Regions from separate parts of the Homo sapiens genome. Here regions 1, 2 and 4 are each linked to region 3. The links are chromatin loops, found by intact Hi-C in ENCODE. Cell type or tissue: endothelial cell of umbilical vein. All regions are shown on one strand. Links, peaks and the distances in the headings refer to the core of each region. The heading gives the core; the rest is flanking DNA.

Region 1 (5,858 bases), core at 374-5,373, 190 kb before region 3:
GTGTACTCCCAAACCTAAAATAAAAATTGGAAGGAAATAAAGTGACAATAGTTTTACTCTTTTTCTATGACACTTACTAAGCAAGAAGGAGTTATTTCCATTTTAATTTTTAAAATACCTTTCATGCCTTATTTTTGTCCTCAAAATATTTCTTGATTTAACCAGAATTCTTACAGTATATCCCAAAGTCCAGTATCTAGTAGCAACTTTTTGAAGTGTAAAGTTTCTAATTACTTTTCTCTTAAACCAAAGCTTATAAATTATTTGTAATGAATTTAATATCAATTGAATACTATCATCATTTACTTTTTTAAAAATTGTGTGTCAAACCTACTAAAAGTATCTGAGATAGAGATCATTTCCAAGCTTTCCTCCTATGGTTGTCTCAAATTTACCTTCTTTTAATTGAAGAAATAATTTAATAATATATTCTGCATTCAGTGTATTTGTACTAATATTTTAGATATATATTTTAAAATATTTTAATACTATTAGTATTTTAATAATATATTAATTAAATAATTTAAAACAAAAACATATGTGATCACGTCTTGTGAAATCATCTATCTTAACACCACACTGAATCAGAATGCTTGCCTTACTTGTCTGCCTCCTCCACTAGACTCTGAGCTCCTGAGATAGAGGTGATGCCTTACTTAATTTTCTCTCCCAAGGACTTATCACAATACATAACATGGAGTGGTAACTTAGTGTATATTGGATGGATGAATGGGTGAGTGGATGGATGGATAGATGGATGGACCAAGCTGGACACTGGAAACAGTTTTTCTGTCATAAGGAAGAACTACATTCAGGACCACTATGCAGTTTCACAAGTTGTTCACTGCACAAGGTGACAAGCAGGGTTAAGTAAAGTCTAATACAAGAGAATCTACTATAGAAGTTAGTCACACAATGAAGGGAAAGAATGATGGAATAGGATGGTGACAATAGCGAACACAGCTAAATAAAATGAGAGCTCAAGAAGCTCTAGTCATTTAGTTAGTGTTCTGCTATTAAGCATTCTTTCTAGGACTGCAGAATGGTGGGATTTATAAAATGGAAAAATGATTTTATAATGTGTTTGGGAAATTCTTAAACATAAGAAAATTCTCACAATCCATGAATAATTGTATAGTTATATTGTGCCTAAAACTTGTCAGCTCCTCTATATCAGTCCAAAAGTTTATAGAGAAGAGAGATAGCTTAGAATTGTGAAGGGATGTCTGGCAAAGTCTGGAATTTGTAGGGTATCCTAGTATAGCTGAACTGACTTATCTCACCTCAGAGTTTTCTTTTAACTAGCAAAAGAAGCAAAAAATTAAGTATAAATGAGTAATAAAACTGTATTTTTTAAACAAAATGAAATTAACTTTATTCTTTAAAACACAAATAAAAAGAAAGGAAACTATAAGCTTTCACACAAAAATACATATTAAAATCAACAATTTGTTCTAAAAAATCAAATAAATGTAATAATTGGCCTACACATAGTCATTGTCGAGACTTACAAAAACTATACCAGCATCTATAACTTTCTATGATAAAATGATTATCACATGCTTGTGTAGTATATATTTGGATGTCCAGGCTTACTTTGTTAGGATACTAATAGTAAGAATAATAATAAGCAGTTGCTTGGAACAAATCAATATTTTATTGCTAATGGAAAGTCCCCAGGAATGAAGAGAATTATAGGCTTTTGTTTGTGAAAACCTCCAAGTTAAACACAGAAACCTTTATCCAAAAATCAGATTGACTCTGAGTATAGTGCTCTATGGAGGAGAAAAAAAGTCAACTAAGGGAACCATGATAAAATGTTAATCTGGCAGCTGCCATTTCACACCCCTCTTTGCCAAAAAATGCCATAAGCTTTCAGCTACCCTGGGTTAATATATAAAGGAGGTACTTTATATATTAACTTCTGATTTTATTAAACTAAAGCAAGAAGAGTCAGCTTTCCTTCACAATAAAAGCAAAACCCAGAAAATTTTAAACTTACTATACAGAAACATTTTCAAGCCCCAGATAGTGATTTCTTTCCGCTGTCAAACTGACCTTCAACAAGGACAGTCAGAAAGATGATTACTTTTGCCATGTGCAGAACTGATGGTATGCAAATGTTCCCCAGTGCTCTTCATTACCAATCCCTGATATTTCAATTCAGCCATTTGACTAAAGAGCCTTTGGAGGGGGTCCTCCAGGTATGTTTGTGAACCGCAGGAATCAAAATCCCAGGAAGGAAAAGCCTGCCAAATGCAGATTGCTGAAGCTCACCCTGTGCCATGGACACAGCATCCCCTGGGGTAAGACCCAGGAATCTTCATTTTTAACAAGTGCAGTGCTGATTCTTAACCTTTAGTGAAGTCTGCAATCTACTGCTTTAAAGATTAGTTTTGATAATCTGGAACTTCTGCAACCTCAGCATCTTACCTCTAGGTGGCAGCATCTATAAATTGTTGAGTGTCGTGGTATCCCAACATTCAAAGATTTATTTCCAGAACCAGAATTACACATTGGATTTGGCTGACTAAACCATTACCTCTAAGTGCTGTATCTATAGAAGGAAAACATGGCAGGATAGATTTTGCATAATTTAAACCTCCAACTCAGATTTTAGAAATAAAAACAATTAACTGGCCATCCTTGCATGGCCATTTCTGCAGCTATTTCCAGTGTGATATAAGCGATAAATTTTAAGGCAGGATGTTGTAAGCATTCTTCTTGCCCTGACTGTTTAACTCATGACTTCCAAGGATCACATAGATCAGCAGTCAGCAAACATTTTCTATAAAGGGCCAGATAATAAATATTTCAGCGTTTGCAAGAGTACAATTACTCAACTCTGCCACTGTTATGTGAAAACAGCCATAGACAATACAGAAATGAATCAGTGTGGCTGTGTCCCAGGAAAACCTTATATATAAATACTGAAATGTGAATTTTATGTAACTTTCATGTGTATCAAAATATTGTTTAAAAACTTTTTTTCCAACCATTTAAAAATGTAAAAACTATTCTTAGTTCTCGGGCTGTACAAAAACAGGTAGCCAGCCAGATTTGGCAGTAGTTTGCAGACCCCTGAAATAGATCAATTTGGTGGAGCAACATGAATTGATATTAACTACGGTATTCAAAGATGACTTTTTGATGACTTTTTTGAATACACGAGTTTAGTCCAAGATAGATATCTTGTCACTAAATAGAGCATTCAATAAATTAAAGCCATATGACATATCTTGAAATTCTGATTCAGAGTTGATTTCTAGATAACATTTTACCAAACAGAACTAGCACTTAGGTCAAATATTTCTATACACATTCAACCTTCCTTCTGGTATAGCAAAGCTATTAAAGGCCAGTGAGAGCTGGGCATGGTGGTGTGCGTGCCTGTAGTCCCAGCTACTCAGGAGGCTGAGGTGGGAGGGATTGCTTGAGGCCAGGAGTTCGATACCAGCCTGGACAACAAAGTGAGACCCCATCTCATTAAAAAGAAAAGCCAGTATGAACATAGAGGTATTGTTGGGGTCCATCATATCACACAAGCAGAAATACAAATGCAATTTATTCAGCAGGCAAATGCATGAAGGAATCTTATACACACCCAGTCCCGAATCTCCAACAGGAAGCCAACACTTACCTGTTGTGTCTTGACTCAGGGTTTCCTGGCTGCTACTGCTGTAAGAAGGCACTGGAGTGATAGACAGTGAGGCTGGACAGGACAAAGGTGTGGCCTGGTCAGTCTTGCGGGTGAAGGATCGGTGGTACACAGGGATGCCTGCATCTTTGGAGACGAAGAGAGGCAGATCTGATGGGAGGGTTGGTCTGCCTTGTACGTATGGATTTTTCCAGTGGGTAAGCCCAATTGCCACAGGCCCCGCAACGTCATAACCTGGTGAGATAAACATATTAGGTGAGTGGCAGCAATCAAAGCCATATAGTGTGCTTATTTTCATACTTCCCCAAAATCTTAGCTGTTAGTCAAACCAAATACCATTTGAGCTAAGAATGCATGTTCATAATAAACAGGCAGGCATCATCCCTCTTGATGGCTCTTGTTCACTTAATCAACTTATGTTTATTAAGCGCATGCTAAGTGCCCACTCTGCCTTCAAGGAGCTCAGAGTCCAATCAATAAAGGAAATAAGACCTGTGTTCATAATAAAAAAAATTACTTAAGGCCTACTATAAGATAGAAACTGCAGAACTGATCTAGAATCCTCACAGCAATTGTACAAGGGGACTATCACAATTTCAGTTTTACAGATGAGAAAACTGGATCTCAACCTGGCCTACATCAAGTTCCAGAGGCAGAACTTCAGCACAGATTTGACTCCAAAATCTATGTTCTTTCCCATAAACTACAACTAACTACAGTACAAAGCAAGATGAAAGAAACCATTTTAAAGTAGATCAGAAACTGCTCCTCAGGAGTTCAGGGGAGGGAGGCTTTCTAGGGATAGGGTCTGAGACATGGGGAAGGTAACATGAATTTGGACAAACCTGGGGAATATTATGCTAAGTGAAATAACAGAAAATAAGTTTATGATCTCACTTATACACAAAATTTTTACATATATAAACTTTTATATATATATAAATTATAAGGATTAATTTACATTAAATTATAAAGATTTTATATATATACAAATTATATATACATAAAGATTTAGATATATATAAAGATTTAGATATATATATAAAGATTTAGAGATTATATATATATAAAGATTTAGATATATATAAACAAAGAGTGGACCGGTGATTACCAGGAGCAAGGAGGATCAGAAGACGTAAGTAAAAAAGTACCAAGTTGTAATTAAGTTATGTAATATGAATAAGTCTAGAGATTTAATATACAGCATGAGAACTAGAGTTAATAACTTCATCTTGTGTGAACTGGAAATTTGCTAACAGTAGATTTTAGGTGCTCTTACCACACACATGTTAAAAAAGGTAACTGTGATATGATGGTCATGTCAAGTTGCTTGACTGTAGTAATCATTTCACTATGTATACCAAGACATTATGTTGTGCACCTTAAATATATGCGGTTAAATATATAAATATATAGTATCTGATTCATCATAAACACTTAATAAATAAATATATGTTCTTTTTCCAAAAAAATAAAAAGTCTCTAAGGAACTCTGGACTCTCTAAGATTTCAGGTTTTAGCATTTCTTATATAAAATTATAGCTAATTTATAGCATATATTTAATTTTGAAAAAATATAGTTCACACAGCTAACAAGTCTTTTTTGTTTAGGAAATTTCTACATCATTTACTCTGAAAATGGAGTTCATTAGCAAATATTTTAATCTGCATTATTGATATAAACGAGCTATGACAAGATCTGCATAATTATGATGGAATATAAATAGATGAGTCTCAATTTAAAAGCAACAATGAAGCCACAGTATTTTGAAGAGACAACCATCCAAGAGAACAGCTGATACCCACGGGGCAAAGAATAGAAATGTCACATTGGCAGCATTGATAGCCTGCTCATCCTCCCTCACCCACCATCATGTCCCCTCTTGGGGAGGGAGGCAGGAATAGGGGTCTCAATTCCCACTGAACCCAAAATTGTGAAGAAAGAGAAAGAACACCCCAAATTGTAAGCTGTCTTGAGAAAAAATAATGTTAACTATGTGGTTCTTAAATCTCTCATACATGGCTAAAATGGGAATTTATCTAGAAAATAAGGAGCTAATCGAGTATCTCATGGATAAACAGAATAGTTTTAGGAGGAGTCTTTCTTCTGTTCCCTGGATTTTTTGACCCCCCTGCTTTGGGCAAGACATAGGTTCATCTAGGAACCACATTACTAGGAAATCCACACATATGCTATTTT
Region 2 (5,858 bases), core at 348-5,347, 1.5 Mb after region 3:
TTTTTTTTATTCCTACAGATATTTTTGGGTATTGCTCTGGGATACAGGAAAATTCTTTGAATAGTCTTTGATCTTTCAGGTCTTGCTTTTAAGGTTAGGCAAGGCAGAGTATTGTTTAGTCTATTGACAATACTTCCCCACCACGAGGGCAATACCCTTCTGAGTACTTGACCAATGCTCTTTGAATTTCAGGGCTTCCCAATTTGAATAGTTTTCAAATCTCAGTTTTACCAGTCCAGTTTGAACTTTAAAGACTATTCCTACTCATCTTTTCAGCTGGTTTTTCATTTGATTTTATACCATTTCCTCACATGCATGTACTGATCAGAACTCCCTGCTCTCTAATACTCTGCCTGGCAAACTCTAGCCACGCTAGTCTACCTGGATTCTCTGCTTCATCTTTTCTATTTAAGGAGTCTTGCAGACTCCTTCTGAATTCTTCCTTTCTGCTGCATGGCCTAGAAATTCTCTCAGGGGCAATTGCAGGCAAATGCAACTCATTTTGTTTGTTTTCCATCTCTCAGGGATCACTGTCCTTCAATGCCTCATGCCCGTTGCCTTGAAAACCATTGTTTAATATATTCATCTGGACTTTTAGTTGTGTCCATTGGAAAGATAAATCTAGCCCCCGTTATTCCATCTTGGCCAGAAGCAAGAGTTCATGCTACTTATGTTAATCCCTGTAGGTGAGGGCCCCATATCTAAAACAATTGAATTGAAATCTTTCGTGTTGGCACCTGGGTATCAGGAGGTCTTAAAAGCTCCTCAAGTGATTTTCATGTGCAGCCTGTTTTGCAAACTACTGCAACCAGTGGTTAGAGGGAGTCACTAAAGGATTTTAATAAGCGGAATGACCTGATCAGAAGCAGTAGATAGGGACCAGCAGCAGACACACTTAAGAAGGAAGAGCTGGCTGTGAGGGAAGAAGGAGCTGACTCAGCCAGTTCTGCTACACAGCTATTTCTAGCCATGAATGTATTAGGTGGGGCAGCAAAAAAAATTAATTTTTTAAAAAACACATGTGCCTCCATAGAACCTGAGGGTATCTACTGAATTAGAAGTTCATAAATATAGTAAATTTTTGTAATTATAACCCATGTATCAAGAAGAGAGTAGATTACAGTCAGTTTTCAAAGGAGGCAAGGGCAAATATAATACATTTCAGAAATGCTTTTCAACAGTGGCTAAAGCTGCTTCCGTTTGACCCTTAAAAGACTAAGCTTCCATTATTTGAAAATTTTACTTACTGTTTATAAAGCAAAGAGTAGGACATACAGTGTGTGTGTCAGGGTTTCAAATGTGCCCTCTCTTCTTTCATCTTTAGCTTGGAATCAGGTCACTTGACTTTGAATCTTATATCCGCCCCTCGGTATGTTGACCTTAAAAAAAGTCACTTACCCCCTCTGGGACTCAGTTTCTCATTTGTAAATAGAGGATAAAAAATACCTGCCCTGCTGGCTTCATGGGTTTCCTGTGAGACTCAAAATCAAATAAGAGCTTTCTATGATCCATCCCTTTCTCTTCTCCTCCTATTTTATTTGTCTTTTGCCTCTCTATGTTTTTTGTACTTCCCCAGATCCCTCCCCCAGAGTTACGCTGGGAGCTGGTCCCTTGGAGCCTATTTTCACAGCTTAGTTGCCATCTGCTTCTCCCAGCCAGAACTTACCTTGGGTGCATAGATAGCCCTGCTTGATATGCTAACTCTAGTTCCAGGATTTACTGCTCAGATGCTGTCCTCCCTCATTCCCATCTCCAACCCCATTCACCTGCCCTGGACTCTCAGCTTCCCAGTATGCCCAGGAGATAACATTTTCCCCTACCAGCCTTGTCCAAACCCTCATGGCTTACTCCTGCTGAAAGTCTTTCCGCTCCTGGACTTTGTAAATGTGAGAGGGAAAGACTCTCTCAGCTTTGTGTAACAACTGTCAGGGTGAATTAGCTTTTTTTCCCTGTATTTTGCCCACTTACCTTTTTTCCTGTATCTTGCTAATTTGGCATGAAGATTTTTGTTCTTTAAAGTATTTTCTTGAGATATTTAGGGCAGAGCCTGTTGCTAAAAAAAAAAAATTTTAATCCAGCTATATTTCTGTTAAAGTATGGTAAACTGCCTCTGTGCTTCCAAGAGCTTTGAGAGGGGAAATATTCTAGTAGATTATTATATAGTATAGAAAATACAAAAGCAAAAGTACTCCATATTCACAAATACATACACGAAATGCAAATAAACACTGTTCATGCCACTGTAGTGGAGAAATACTTTTGGTCTTAAGAGAAGATCTCAGATAATACTGAAAAGATAAACCTCTGCTCTCTTAAGACAGATGAAAGGAAAGCCAGATAGATTTTTTTTACCTGGAGAAAAACTATTGAGAATTTTGAAAACTAACATACACGGTGCCATGGCAGAGATTGATCATAAAGATTCAAAGTAAATTATAATGGTTAACACTATCACTGAGGTAGGTGTATAAGATTCGTATAAGCCATCATGGTGTATAAGCCATTACAGAAATAATTAGATGCTAGAGAAGAGAAGTAATAATGAGTTAGGTGATTTTATAGCTTGGGATTTATATCTGTTCTAAAGATGTCTTAGGGTGGCTTAGAGTTTTAGTTTACCTATTTTTGTAAAGAAATGTATTATGCTAAATTGGAAATCAGTGGTCTGAAAATCTTTTTGAACTTAAGGAAAGAGCTATTACCTTGAGCCTCAGAAAGCACACAAATTCTTTGCTTACAAGCCTTATGCCTGGCACCCTGCTGCCATCTGGTGGCAGCATACCTGAAGTCCAGGGCAAGTTACTGAACCCTAAAGCAATTTCTTAAATGCAGAAACTAACTGCAAAACAGAAATTATTCACTGCCAGTTTTGTATTAATCCCTGCTTCTGGAATTAATCTATAAATGAGTCAAGAGAGTTTTATTTTTGTAGATATTCAGGCAAACACTACATTCAAATAACATATAACTAAAACTATTTAACAAAATGGGGAAAACCCTCTACTGTGTATTCCACAAATTAGATTAATTTGAATAACAGTGTCCTTTTAAATATGCATATATTCTCTAGGAGAGTATTTTTTACCTTTTTATATGTTTTATGGAATAGCTACCTTAAAACATGACTATGATCTTTTTTAAAAAAATACTGCATAGAGTTGTGGGGATAAAAATATAAGTATTTTAGTCTTTACCCTCAAAAAATTTCCAGATTAATGCGGAAGACAACCATCTACATGAGTGGTATGGAGAGAAATATTAGGGGTAAACCCAGTATGAAAGTGGGTATCTATATCCCAAATGGGAACACAAGGTCTTCTCCTAATTAGGTGGTAGAAGTAGGCAGCAGAACAGGTAGAATGGAGAATCCAAAGAGTAAATGGCAGGCAGCCGTGGCTAAAAGCAGTCTTCCAAGATTTAGAAGACTGGTTGTAGAATCTCTGCTTTTCTAAAAGCACTTTGGTCAAGTCACTTAAACTTCTCTAAGCTTCAATTTCCTTGCCTCTGAAATTTGGATAATAGCATTATATCTGTCTGCTAGATATTGTTGTCAGGATTCAATAAGATAATCTAATAAAGCATTTTATACAATGCTTTGCAAATAGCATTCAATTTTTTGCTTAAAGGAGGGCAAATGGAGGGGCAGCTTCCAAGTTCCTAAGATTTATGGGAAGCATTATCAGTTATCCATTGCCTCAACAATGCTATGGAACAAGCTGTCTGAAAATGAAGTGGCTTAAAGCGATAGACATTTGTTTAGCTGAGCTTACAGTTTGTGGGTCAGCGATTTAGGCTGGGCTTGGCTGCAAATTTCTTCTGATCTCATCTGGCTCCCTCACATCTGGCAGTTGGCTCTAGTCTTCTGGCATATGAGAGTTGACTGACCTGGGGTGGTCTCAGCTGAAACAGCTGGGACTCCCTGTGCCCCACTCTCTAGTATGCTATCGCAGACATGTCTTCATAACAAAGAAAGAAACAAACAAACAAAAATGAGCAAGCGCTTTTTTACACCTCTACTTACATCACATCTGCCAACACTTGGCCAAAGGAAGCTATATGGAAAACTCAAAATCAGCTTGGGAGGGGAGGATATAGTTCACCTCTCAATAGGAGCAACTGCAAAATCACACGGTAAATAGCTTGAGAGTAGGGAAGGGTGAAGAAATGGGACCATTACTGCAATCAGTGCACCCCAGAGATTTTGGGGGGGTTGTTTTATTTTGGTGTTTTATGGGTTTTTTTGTTTTATTTTGTTTTGTTTTGTTTTGTTGTTGTTGTTTCGAGACAGGGTCTCACTTGTCACCCAGGCTAGAGTGCAGTGGTGCAATCAAGTTTCACTGCATCCTCAACCTTCCAGGCTCAGGCAGTGCTCCCTTCTCAGCCTCCCAAGTAGCTGGGACTAGGCGCACACCACCACACCTGACTAATTTATTTTTATTATTTGTAGAGACGGTGTTTCCTTATGTTACCTAGGCTTGTTGTGAACTCCTGGGCTCAAGTGATCCTCCTATGTAGGCATCCCAAAGTGCTGGGATTACAGGCATGAGTCAATGTGCCTGGCCCACAAAGGTTTTAATTAGAGAAAAGAAGAGAGATTTTAGAATTATGGATGATCTTATTATTGTTTGTAAGCCCCCACTCAAAATATGTGAAATCAAAACCATCTCAGAAAATCTAAGATGATCAATGGGGGCTCACCGGGGGGAAAAAAATGACCTGGATAGGGTACCATGCAAGGAGGCCTAAATGTATGGAAAACTGGGGGACAGGAACCCCAACCAATATTCAGTAATTGGAGAATGATAGATGATAAACACACTGTGTGATCATGGAATTGCTAGATATATAAAAAGCTGGAAAATTGTTTATTGAACTCATTGACCATCAAACTCAGCTATTTTAGAAAATTAAATTGCAAAGTATCTGTCTAATGAAAAATCATTTTCGTGCCTTGCTCAAATATTTGTTGCACATCCACTCTTCGCTCAGAGTGGGTGTGCAACCAATATTTTTTCATTGAATTTGATTCCTTAGGTTACTTGACTCCTCTAGATGAGCACAGGGAATAATAGTAGTAACAATAATGGGAATTTGTTTTAGTAACTCTTCCTTTATCTTCCCCTTCGTTAATTGTCAATCTTGCTCAAGAATTTTTTCTCAAACCTCCTTTCCCCAGTGTTATGTTCTTGGACAGGTTTCAGCTAGCAGACTCAAAGTAGATGGCTGCCAAGTACAGGTCTTTATCCCTGAGGTCCAGGCTCTCAACTCACAACGTCATCTCAAGTGTATTATTCGCATTCTCTTGCTCAGTGAACAAGAGGTGCTATGGAGTCATGGAGGAGACTGGGGACTCGGAGCTAGACTGCGGGGATTTGGATCCTGGCTATGCCTTTGCTATCATGATTATTAACCACAATCAGCCCCATCAGGGCATAGATTATTTTGTTGACTCCTGTATCCCCAGCTCCTAGAACAGTTTCTAGCACACCGGAGGTGGCAAATAAATACCTGTTGATTGACCTAAAGACACTTTTGTGTGAGAGTGTTCTAAGTCTGACATATATGTCATATATACATCATATATCCTGATATATTTCCCCTCACCTGAACCCTATGAGATGCACACTGTTGCCATTCCCATTTTACAGGTTAAGAAGTGTCTGAAGAGAACTGGTTGGATTTTGATGAGAAAAGCCACCAGTTCCTGTTATTTTATATTCACAGATGTATTGTGTCATGAAAGGCGGTACACTAGGCTGGTCTTGCAACAGAGATACGTTTAACAACAGAATGAACATCCGCAGTCTTTCCCTCATGTTCTCAGCCTTGCAGAGAAAGTTTCCAACAGTGTCTGTCAG
Region 3 (5,858 bases), core at 416-5,415:
GTGACAGAAAAACAAAACAAAACCAACACAAAAACCTGTGATGTGACTTATGGATTAATTGAGATGAGGATGTTTCCTGGGATTGGTCCAGATGAGAATAGACTGCTCCATTTCTTCCAAACCAGATCCAGAGTTAAAGAGCTTTGGCTGAGCAAACCAGAATAAACTTTGATTCCAGACGCTAAAGAGTACAATTATCATCTAAGGTATACTTACCAGAAAGCCTAAATTCTCACTGTTAGAAGAGTATCATAAGTGAAATAACTCAGAAGCAGAAAATCAAATACCGCATGTCCTCACTGAACAATGGATACACATGGACATACAAATGGAAATAATAGACACTGGCAACTCCAAAAGGCAGGAGGGTGGGATGAAGGTGAGGGTTGAAAGATTACCTATTGGGTACAATGTTCACTATTTGGATGAGGGATGCGTTCACCAGAAGTCCAAATCACATCATTACACAATATATCCATGTGAAATAGTTTGGATGTTTTTTGCCTCTAAATCTCATGTTGAAATGTAATCCTCAGTGTTGGAGATGGGGCCTGGTGGAAGGTGTTTGGGTCATTGGGGTAGACCCCTCATGAATGGCTTGGTGCCCTCCCCATGGTAATGAATGAGTTCTTACTTTATTAGTTACTGTGAAATATGAATGTTTAAAAGAGCCTAGCATCTCTCTTTCTCCCTGTCTCACCATGTGACATGCCTGCTCCCCCTTCACCTTCCACCATGAGTAAAAGCTCCCTGGGGCTTCCCCAGAAGCTGAGCAGATGCTGGTGTCATGCTTGCACAGCCTGCAGAACCATGAACCAAATAAACCTCTTTCCTTTATAAATTACCCAGTCTCAGGTATTCCTTTATAGCAATGCAAAACAGACTAACGCACCATGTAACAAACCTGCACATGTACCTCCTGAATCTAAAATAAAATGTAAAAAAAATTAAAATAAAATGAATACAAAAAGGAAAAAAATTACTTCTAACATGCATGGACACAGCTCTCATTTTTCTCTATCTTACAGTGATGCAAATGGTAGTAAAAGATCCCGAAGTATGCTAGGATTTCTTCTTTTCAATAATTACACCCATCCCTTCCGTAGATATTTTTCAAATATATAAACGAATTTGATTCTGTACAACAATCCTGTGCAGGAAGTACTGATAAGCCAGTATTACTATCCCCATTTCAGACTTGAGAAAGTAAGGCTCAGAATGGGTAATCTGAGTTGACTAAGTTTACTGGCATAATAAATGGAAAACCCAAGTCTACATTATCTGAATCTTGATCCAACACACATTCCCAAATTGCCTTTGGTGAAACATATATACATGCCACGAGACAGGCCTCTCAGGCAGCTGTAATCATGGGTAACCTGCTTTAAGAAAATCTTAGCTACAAACATTTAGATGAAATAATGGGTAAATAATAAAGGAAGGTGATGAATTATTTTGTACTTTAAAAGAGAGTTGTTTTTTGTTTTTTGTTTTTTTTTTCTTTGAGACGGAGTTTCACTCTTGTTGCCCAGGCTGGAGAGCAATGGCACGGTCTAGGCTCACCGCAAACTCCGCCTCCCAGGTTCAAGCAATTCTTTTGCCTCAGTCTCCCGAGTAGCTGGGATTACAGGCATGCACCACCATGCCCAGCTAATTTTATATTTTTAGTAGATACGGGGTTTCTCCATGTTGGTCAGGCTGGTCTCGAACTCCCGACCTCAGGTGATCCACCCGCCTCAGCCTCTCAAAGTGCTGGGATTACAGACATGAGCCACCGCACCCAGCCTATAAAGAGAATTATACGATTTATTTAATTTTTTTGGATTTAAATTTTGAGCACAATAAATGTTTAAATATTTTTTAAAAAACAGTCTTCCCAAATTAAATCCTTGCCGTTTTCCTCTCTGGTCAAAATACCACCCTCTGCTCCCCTTTGACTTTGATTTTTTAATTGACCCCAGTGGACTCTATTAACAACAATGTCTTTGTTGAGCAATTTGGGGATTACATCATGTGGAAGATTGCCCTTTATCCAGCTGTTACAGAATGAACTAAATACCCATGACCCAACTAGATACAACTTAAAGTGCAGAGGATTGGAGAATGTGAGCCTGGAGAATACCAGTCCTGGCTTCCAGCAAACCTAGTGGTTAAGAGGTCATAAGCTAGCTCTGAGTTTGAAACCAAACTCCACGACTTGGTCTTGGGACATTACTTAAATTTTTTAAGACTTCATTTTCTCATCTGTGAAATGTTGTCACGTGTAATATAATGTGTACTCCATATAACAGTAGTGTTATATGAGATATATAGAGAGTGCTTAGCACAATTCCAGGTTCATAGTAAATCCTCAATAAATGTCAGAGTAGATAATTATAATAGTAGCTATTATTATCATTATTCAGGAGAACTGAATCAACACATTAGTCCATCTTAATTTCAGTTCATCTTAAGTCTTAGATTAAACGTGTGAACTTTTGTCTTTACAAAGCCATGTAGGTTTTAAAAAACCAACAAATTCTGCAAATTACTGGGGATAAATACAAACTGGCTGATCAGTGATTTGCTTCAGTATTTTTCCAGGTATTAAAGCTAAACTAAGTTCTCTATTTTCTTGGTAAGGCTGTTCTTTTTCATCTTCAAAAAAATGTCAATCTTTATGCTTTCTTCAGCATTCAGAGACTACACTCCTCAGTTGTGGTTACCTAAAATAATAATTTATGGCTATGCCATTAAATTAAATAGTACATGAAGATTTAGGGATATTCAAGACAGCTGATTTGAAAATATTAAAATTTTTAGAAATTTCTTTGATTACCAAATTTCCTATTTCATTTGCCTTTCTAAATCCCCACACACCCTCCAGAGATGTTGCCTCCATTAGCTATCTAATTACAATTGATAACATTTGGGGAAAATAAGGTTAAAGTTTTTAAAATGATTATTTCATCTTGTGCATGTTGTAAAAGCCAAGAGTGAATATAGAGAAAATGTAAAAAAGAAATAATGGGAGAGTTAAAAAATAATTTTCCTACAAGATAGATAAATATAAATCTACTTTTGGAATTAGAGTCAACAATCAGAGTTAACCATGCCAACATAAACAAAGGGCTTGTGAACCAGCAATTTCTAACACTGGAGATGTAACACTAACATCATCCTGAAGGGGACAGCCTTTTCCTGTTTTCCTGCTTCCTTCTTCCTGGAGAATTGCTTAAAATTTGCTTCATTTTCGCTTGAATGACCAATTACCTGATTTTTGGTCACAAGGGGGGGCTATTTTCTAACTTAACTACCAAAGACTTTGCCATGGAAAAGTCTGAAAATGCAAAAATAATGTTATGTTTCTGCTCCTGTTTCCTATTTGTTTTCCCTTTTTTAAAAAGAGGTCTGTGATTAATAAATTATGTTCAATGATCAGAAATATTCTTTGAGAGAATAACCATTTGATAGAATTAACACTATACTGCTTTAGGTGTTTTAAATGTTAAAAGTTTTTATTTCCTAATTAGCTTTCTAGTCGTAATTGGGAACAAAAATGAAGCAGGTGTGTGTGTGTGTGTGTGTGTGTGTGTGTGTTATTTACAAGTATGCATATTACACTAGACATATATCCTAGTATCTTAAATACCTCTATATGACTTATTCTGATGACGTCCTCAAGATGGACTGAGCATCTGGTTAAAAATGATACTATTTCCTTAAAACCATGTAACTTGAAACTTTTCTAGAAATGACATCACTCCATAGCACAGAGGTCAAGGTATAAATCCCTGACACGGCACACAAAGCCACATCTGCCTTCTGCTTTCCTTTCAAACTAATCTCTCAGCAGCCCAATAGTTTCCCTAGGAACTAATAACACCGATTCATCTAAGGCTCCTAAAGCTGATTCAGCTTGTTGCCTGCACAGGCTCCCTTCCCCCTCCCTGCCCCATGGCCATACACTATGGTAGAGGCAAATCCCAGCTCCAGCCCAAGGTCCAGCCACTGTTGGTCTCATTTCCCACATCAGAGGTTGGTGTAGTTAGGGACAGCAGTGAAATTTGGGCCCATGAGACTAAAGGGGAGTCTACTGGGAAGTTCCTAAGAAAGATTTCCATACTGAGGAAGACAGCATTTCTTTTTCCTTTGACCAGTGTTGTGCCCAGACATAGTGCCTAGCACTGCTGTGGCCATTAGATGACCAGGAGGAGAACCAGCCTGTGGGGAAGGTCAATACGCCAAGGATAGCAAAGCAGAAAGATGAGATGGATCTGTGTTTCCGATGGTGGGTTCTGCCCCTAAATTAACCAATTCTGCTGTCACCCTTCCTCTGGGTTTCTTGTTTGAGCTCATACATTTTCTTACTTTTTTAGGCCATAATGAGTTTATTTTCTGTAGCTATCGGCCAAGAGCATTCTGACAGCTCCCCTAACAAGTGGGATACACTTTTTATGTCTTCATGCTTTTTCCTGAAATACAAGGCAGGATCCCTGTTAGACTAAGGCACCCCATCCATGGTTCAAGGCCAAGTTCAAATTTTGCTTCCTCTATGGAGCTTTCCCTGTCACAGAGAAGCAGAATTAGTTACTTCCTTTTCTAGGTTCAGTTCTATTGCAACTTATCACAATTCATATCTCTCCTTCTCACTGGAGTGTGAAATACCATATACATTTTATAAGAGTGGGAATCGGCCGGGCGCAGTGACTCACACCTGTAATCCCAGCACTTTGGGAGGCCAAGGCGGGCGGATCACAAGGTCAAGAGATCAAGACCATCCTGGCTAACACGGTGAAACCCCATCTCTACTAAAAATACAACAAATTAGCTAGGTGTGGTGGCACGCGCCTGTAGTCCCAGCTACTCAGGAGGCTGAGGCAGGAGAATTGCTTGAACCCGAGAGACGGAGGTTGCAGCGAGCTAAGATCGCTGCACTGCACTCTAGCCTGGGTGACAGAGCGAGACTCCGTCTCAAAAAAAAAAGAAGAGTGGGAATCAGTTACTGTTATCTCCAGTGGCTGCCATGCTGCCTGACCCATAAAGGGTGCTCCATAGATTTTTTTTTTTTTATGACAGAATCTGGCTATGTCACCCAGGCTGGAGTGCAGTGGCACAATCATAACCCACTGCAGCCTTGGCCTCCTGGGGGCTCAAGCAGTTCTCCTGCCTCAGTCTCTTGAGTGGCTAGGACTACAGGTATGCACCACCACATCCAGACATTTTATTTTTTGTAGAGACAGGGACTTGCTATGTATTCTAGGCCGGTCTCGAACTCCTGGTCTTAAGCAATCCTTCCACCTTGGCCTCCTTAAATGTTGGGATTATGGGAGTGAGCCACTGTGACTGGCCAGATATTTCTTATTCACCTCTGCATCTCTAATAACTAGCATCCTTCTGAAGACATAATAGGAGATTAATAAATGCATGTTAAATCAGGCAGTAGTATGTTTTCGTAGTTCTTTATGATGAAGGTGACATAGTTGTGAGATGTGATGGGGACAAGGGATGCCATTAAGGCAATGGACATATTCTTGTGGTGCTAAGAGATTGGACTATGTCCTCTATTTCAACTGCTAAACTTTCCCCAGGGAGTCATTTGTGCCATACTCTTGGTCCTAAGTAAACAGCTGCCATCAAACTAGCAATTCAAAAAAGAACTACTTTAAGTATAAAATATTTAATTTAAAATATATAATACATGATATGCTTCCCATTAGTCCTAGTGGCTAAAAACTATCCGGCCTAATTAGGTCTCACCAGGGCTTAGGAGTTACCAGAGTTTGGACTGTCAAGTTCCAGATTCAACTCAACAAAATTCACCAATATTTGTATTCCTGCTATGTGTCAGGCACTATATTAGTGCTGGGAATCTGGGA
Region 4 (5,858 bases), core at 452-5,451, 120 kb before region 3:
TAGATGAACCATTCTGCTTCTTTGTATTGCCTGGATAAAGCCCAATTCTCTGTGCCACTTCAGAAGCCAACAATCCCAACCAGTCCCTGGTCTCACAGGCTGAGGCATGTGTTTGGACCAATAAAGATCTTCAGATGATGCCCCTGTGCCCTCAGCTTTTGAGTTTACCTAGCTCACCTTGGTGTTTGTTAAATGTTGTTCAAGTGGCTGTAACATTCAGTCACTGCTTTTTTTTGGATAGAAATCGCCTGCTGATGATGATGGATGATGGTTAAATCTACATGGACTTACTTACATGCCAAGAATGTGCTAAGAGCTTTACAAATTTTCGTTTAATTCTTGCAACAACCCTATGAGTTAAATATTAATGTCCTCATTTTTATTTAACTGAAATACCTAAGGACTAAAAAGGTACAGGAAGAAAACTAGTTTTAGATCACCTAGGTAACTACTAACCAGAAGAGCTAGGATACACACCAGGATCTAACCAATCCACAGTACAATGCTGCCCTTAGCCACTGTGCTATTTCTAGTGGGAGAAGGGTCAGTATTATTCATTAACTAGCATAAACTCTAGCCAGATTTAGGAGATACATTTATTTCTAGGCAAAGAGTATTTATCTATCAATCTATCTATCTATCTGTCTATCTATCTATCTATCTATCTATCATCTATTCACTCATTGACACAGACTGTTCCTTTTTCCTGGAATATTATACTGCTCTCTCTTTATTTATGGAGCTAACCTCCTTATCATCCATCAAGTCTCATTTTTAAGTTTCACATCCTAGCCTGACCTAGTGTCTTATCTCTGCACCCTCATGGTACACTGCCTATCCTAGCCAGGGGTGGCTCTATGTTTTGTGGGCCTGACGCATGAAGTACAGTCATTGAGAATGACTTAAAGGGTAAGCAAAGGTAGAAACTCAGGGTAACTAGAACTTAACGCGCATTTCCTCTTCAGGTTTTGGTTTTTCTGAAATGCTCGATAAAGCATCATCACAGCCCTATATTGCTTTGTGCTTAATCCAAGTATTTGGGTTTTATTTCTCCAGGATATGATATCATCTCACCTTGGTAGATAGATCAAAGTTCAAACAATTTAAAACTCTAATTGCTGTAATTCAGATTTGAGTTGCTGAGCTTTATATTCAGCACCCCTAAAAGTTGTATCCCCAATAGAAAAGTGGGAGCAAACAGTGCTGACCCAACCTGAGGCTCTAATTGCCAGCACCTGCCATTATAGTTTCAGTGGTCAGCTTAATTTGCAATGTGTAATTATTCGAGCTATTTTTGCTTATACAGACTTTGTTGAAATCAGGTCATGACAAATATTGTACTGTATTAACCGATACTAAAACTTAGGGATGCTTTTTTCTTGCACACAGTAACAGGAACTCAGCAAGATGTTATTAGCCACATCTTACCTGTAAGAGAACTGAAGCTGAGAGGTATGATCTCCTAAAGCCACACAAGCTAGTGAAAAGCAGAACAAACCAGGTTGATTACAAAGTGAGTGTCTTTTGTAGTGTGCCACCCCAGAATCAAATCAGAAAAAAACCCCAAATCTTATGGCTTCAGCAATCACATTAGAGATTTACATTTCTGTGTACAAATTAGTCTTACTAGAGTAGAATACATTTAACACGGACAATAAGTATAATCAATATTTCTGCACGTGGTATTTCTAAAAAGCCTGCATTGGAGCTACCTGGGTATTATTGCTTCCTATTTACTTCACTTTGTTGCCAATCATGGAATTGACCTGCTATTGATACAAGTGAGCAGATGAATACCTTGAAACATTTTGTGAATTTAGGTGTGGTCATTCCTCTTGTTAATATTTCAGCTCAAACCAGAATCTTTGCTTACAAATCCCAAGACATTTCTAAAGTTAACTCTAGATTCTTGGTCCTCAGTGGGAATTGAAGTATAGCTAAGAGTTGACCTTCAAAGTCCCTTTATGATTCCTGGATGCTGGTTGAGGGCACCATGGCGTTAAACCAGGCTTCCTCCAAATTCTCCTTCTCTGTCAATTAAGTGAAACAGCCCTGTGTCATTTCTCATTTCCCCTCTTCTGTGGCACAAGCCATTTATCATCTGAATAAGTGGACTTGAAATTACAGATGGCACCTATGCCCCCTTTCTCCCTCTACCCCAGGGCACACTTCTTGGGAGTAAAACAGAGACAATGGGCTTACATTGACAGTAGGAAGACATATTTCCTTTACATCTCTCCCACCATCCCTTCATTACTATATGGTCATGAGTCCATCTTAACATTTCTCCCAATTATTTCTGGAAAATCAGGGTTGGGGAGCTCATGGGCTCACCAGTTCAAGCTCCTATGCTATCATCTGATAGCCACCATGGAGGTCTTTGGGGAGGTCTCAGGCTCACCAAGCTGCACCAGCACAGTACTCCCGCTGGTGTCCACCAGAGGGCACTGGCTCCCATGGAGGCTATGGGTCCCACCAGAGCTGCACCCAGGGCCCTCCCTGTGGCCCACCACTGCGGCCACCTCCCTACTGCACCCTCTAGAGTCCCACCCTGCAGCTGCTCTGTTAGGAGGGAGGAAAGTTTCTTTCTGTGCCTTTTAGCCCCCGCCCCACACCAAGTGTAGCCCAAAGGAAAGCTGACTTGTGTTCAGATACTCACAGATGTGAGATGTGTGAGAGCAGCTGTTAGTTTTTACTCGTAGCGCCTCCTCTAGGCTTCGGATGAGAGTGCCTGGGAGCTGGGCTGCACTATACGCAAACCACTCCTCCTGCCTGGACATTGTTGTTGGACTGAATTGTGTGCCTTGATCTCTGTCCTTAGGATGAACTCTTCCAGGAGAATCTAATAGCTCTTTAAGCAAAGAGACTGCTGCTAGGCCCACCCACCAGTCCCTGCCCTATGCAAGTGAATCCTAGCAGGGGAAGAGATTACTCTGCAACTAAGACCCTTGGAATTGCAGTACAGTGAAATCACCTGCTTCCAGCCCTCAACTCCAAAACATCTAGGATGATTGACCTCCACAAAGCAAGCCCAGCACTTTCTCCCGACTTGAGGCAGATTTTTCAGGCATGAAAGGTCACAGCTGCACCCTCACTCCCATTCCAACCCCACCAAGGAGTTGGCAGAAAGTCCAGGCCAGCTGAAAACCCAGCCGTGGGATAGCCTGCTCCAGCCAGCAACTGTGTGTCACCTCCACTGATCTCCTGGGCCTGAGCAAGTCAGGATATATGTCAGCTCCCACCTGGGGTGGCTACTTCTTAATGTTGCTGAGGTCCTTAGAGCAGGAGCCAAGAAAAATGCAGCAATTGTGAGACTCTGCAATTCTGGAATCTCTGTTAAATGCTTGAGTTGTGAAGGTGCAAACATAAACCTCATTATCTCTTTTCTGGGAATTTTGCTTTTCCAAAAGAGTATTTGCCACTAGCCCCTTTGACAGCGGCAAACATAAGGATATTGTGGGTTCTGACAGAACAAATTTCCTTCTGGAAATAGTTGCAGAAAGAGGACAAAGGAGGCCAAAATGAGTGCAAGTGGGTAGCAAAAACTCAACATACCAACCCCAGTGTTGTTCCCTGCCACCTCCTCCCCCTGCTTGCACTTCAGCTTGAGTTGGGAATGCCTGCTGCCAAAAGTGCCAGTGCAGTTAAATGCTGCTTAGCCTCACCAGTGGCTTCTCTCTCACTTGGAGAAATAATAACTAGTCAAATGCTGAAGATCCTCCAGGCATATTAATGATCTGTTCATGTTGTTTATAGGACAAATGGAATGACTATAACCAAGATGCTGACAGTGAGTGATGATTACTATCTGACAAAGCACTATTCTCAGTAAAGTCTGGTTTTCATCTGGGGAGACTGAGGGAAAATTCAAAGGCGCAAAGCAAATGGCAGAAGCCTGGCAGATTTTTGTACCGGTTTCTAACATTCATGGATTCCCTAGCATGCTCCAGGCACTGTGAAGTGGTTACTTAGTTATCTCCTTAATCTACACAACAGGTACCTCTGAAGTGAGTACTGTGATCCTTACCTATAGCCAAAGAACCCTGGTAACTTATCTAGGCTTCCACAGTGGCAAAGAAAAATATCCCTAAGGGATTCTGACCAAGTCCTTAAATCATTAGCACCATTGGTCAAGACTCAGTTGCAAGAGACAGAAACCCAGCTCAACGTATGCACCATCTAACTAACTTCAGGCATGGCTAGATCCATGGATCTAACCATGTCACATGCACTAACTCCATCTCTCCTCATTGATCTTTTTATCTCAGTTTGCCACAGCTTCATTCTGTGTGTGTCGTAAACTTTATTCTCTTCTGCAGCAGAGCTTCCCCTTATACAATCGGGAAGCTGAACACAAATAGTTCCAGCCAACATTATCATTTATCTCATGATCCCAGAGGAAGAGAGAGCCTTTCTTTTTCAGAATCCATGTGTAATCTCTCAGGGGAGATGCTGGCTCCATTCAGGTCACATTGCATCTATCCTTAAACCAGTCACCACAGTGGGGAGTTGAGTCCCGTGACTGACAGCCCACTGAGATCACATGAAGAGCGAAGCAGTGTCTCTGTGAAAGGAAGGTTACTGGACAAAACCCAGATGCCTATTAGAAGCAATTTAATAGAACTAATTGGGACTTAACTTAGATGGAGTCCCTTATGAACTTGGGTCTGCCAGTTTTCATGGGATTAATTTCTTTTTGTTTTACAATCTCTCGTGTGTGGGATATACTTGTTAAAATGGGATCAGAAGAACACACCAGGAAGCCCCAACCAGGTTTGTGTGTGTGTTAGAATTAATTTTAAAGTGAGTGGCTAGCAGTTTTCTTTCTAGAATAAAACTGGCCTGGACACTCCAAAAATGGTCATTTCATAAAAGGAAAAAAAGAAAATAACGCTGAGGAACCACACCAGATTAAGGAGACTCAAGAATCATGACAACTAAATACAGTCTGTGATCTTTTTTATTAGATCCTGGATTTAAAACTGTATATTAAAATGGCATTATTGTGACAATTTTTCAATCTTAGTATCTCTAGGTTAGATAATGATATTTCATTAATGTCACATTTCCTGAGTGAGACTGTGGTTATATGGAAGAATGTCCTTGTTATTAAGGGGCACATGCTGCAGTATTGGCGGATGAAGAGTCGATTATGCAACTAATTTTCAAATGGCTCAGAAAAAGATATATACACACAGATATAAGGAGAGAAAAAATAGAAACTATAGCAAAATATTAAGAATTGATGAATCCAGGTGAAAGGTATATGGGTGTTCATTATAACACTGTACTATTCTTGTAACACTTCTCTAGATTTCAAATTTTTCTAAATACAACATTGACGAGAAAAGAAAAAATTAAGGTACAGCCTCATAACAATCTAAAATTTAACTCCCCCACCCATAACGCAGAAAGTAAAGTCCAAAAAATTCAATCGTGTAAATGTGAGGTCATTTAGTGCCAGGCTAGTTACGTGACTGAGGATTTAACAGCCAGGGTTGCAGGAGTCCAAACTGTCCAGGTCCACTGCTGCTGGCGCCACCTGGTGGCAGTTATCCGCTGAAGGCTGGGGATTTGTTCTGGGTCCTATTGGTAGTGATGCCAGGAATCTGCAGGTGGTAGCACCCCTTTCCTCAATCAGATCCAGGAGCTTGCCCAGGAGTATTCCGACAACAAGGAGACCCACCCTCTTGTTTCCTGCTTTCCAAGAAGGGTTGCAGGTCGTGGGCAGGGGTCGAGGTGAAACACTCTGGGTCTAGTCCACGTGGGAAGCACTGGCATCCAGCACCTGCTGCGATAGCAGGCGGCGGGCTCTGCCACTCTGCCTGCAACAAAGTCCCTGGCTATGGAAACCTAAT

Evidence for each region. Hi-C counts contacts between places; a loop is a spot of excess contacts. Peaks named below come from ENCODE experiments on the same cell type or tissue, not always from the same donor. Only the 100,000 strongest peaks of a DNase experiment are listed, where the experiment ranks them.
Region 1: a loop joins it to region 3, with 2.2 times the contacts of the local background. A loop is called at or near these places in 6 of 110 quality-filtered maps.
Region 2: it touches region 3 in a loop (39-fold over the local background); 7 of 110 quality-filtered maps call a loop at or near these places.
Region 4: a loop joins it to region 3, with 7 times the contacts of the local background. A loop is called at or near these places in 2 of 110 quality-filtered maps.

The regions. Positions count from the first base shown.
Region 1 is chr12:100,737,888-100,743,745 of GRCh38, reverse strand. It overlaps a transcript of ANO4 not described here. Among named protein-coding and RNA genes, the nearest start is that of ANO4, 54 kb to the left of the region's middle. In endothelial cell of umbilical vein, for the core only: a CTCF peak has its summit at 2,439 (motif pointing right); a DNase peak (open chromatin) is centred at 2,455.
Region 2 is chr12:99,040,423-99,046,280 of GRCh38, reverse strand. All of the region lies in intron 17 of ANKS1B (ankyrin repeat and sterile alpha motif domain containing 1B), which reads left to right. Among named protein-coding and RNA genes, the nearest start is that of APAF1, 400 kb to the right of the region's middle. In endothelial cell of umbilical vein, for the core only: a CTCF peak has its summit at 2,768 (motif pointing left); a DNase peak (open chromatin) is centred at 2,740.
Region 3 is chr12:100,552,114-100,557,971 of GRCh38, reverse strand. All of the region lies in intron 9 of NR1H4 (nuclear receptor subfamily 1 group H member 4), which reads right to left. Among named protein-coding and RNA genes, the nearest start is that of GAS2L3, 19 kb to the left of the region's middle. In endothelial cell of umbilical vein, for the core only: a CTCF peak has its summit at 3,190; a DNase peak (open chromatin) is centred at 3,181.
Region 4 is chr12:100,668,801-100,674,658 of GRCh38, reverse strand. No RefSeq gene overlaps it. Among named protein-coding and RNA genes, the nearest start is that of GAS2L3, 98 kb to the right of the region's middle. In endothelial cell of umbilical vein, for the core only: a CTCF peak has its summit at 2,419 (motif pointing right); no DNase peak of the experiment used is centred there; H3K27me3 peaks cover 787 bases.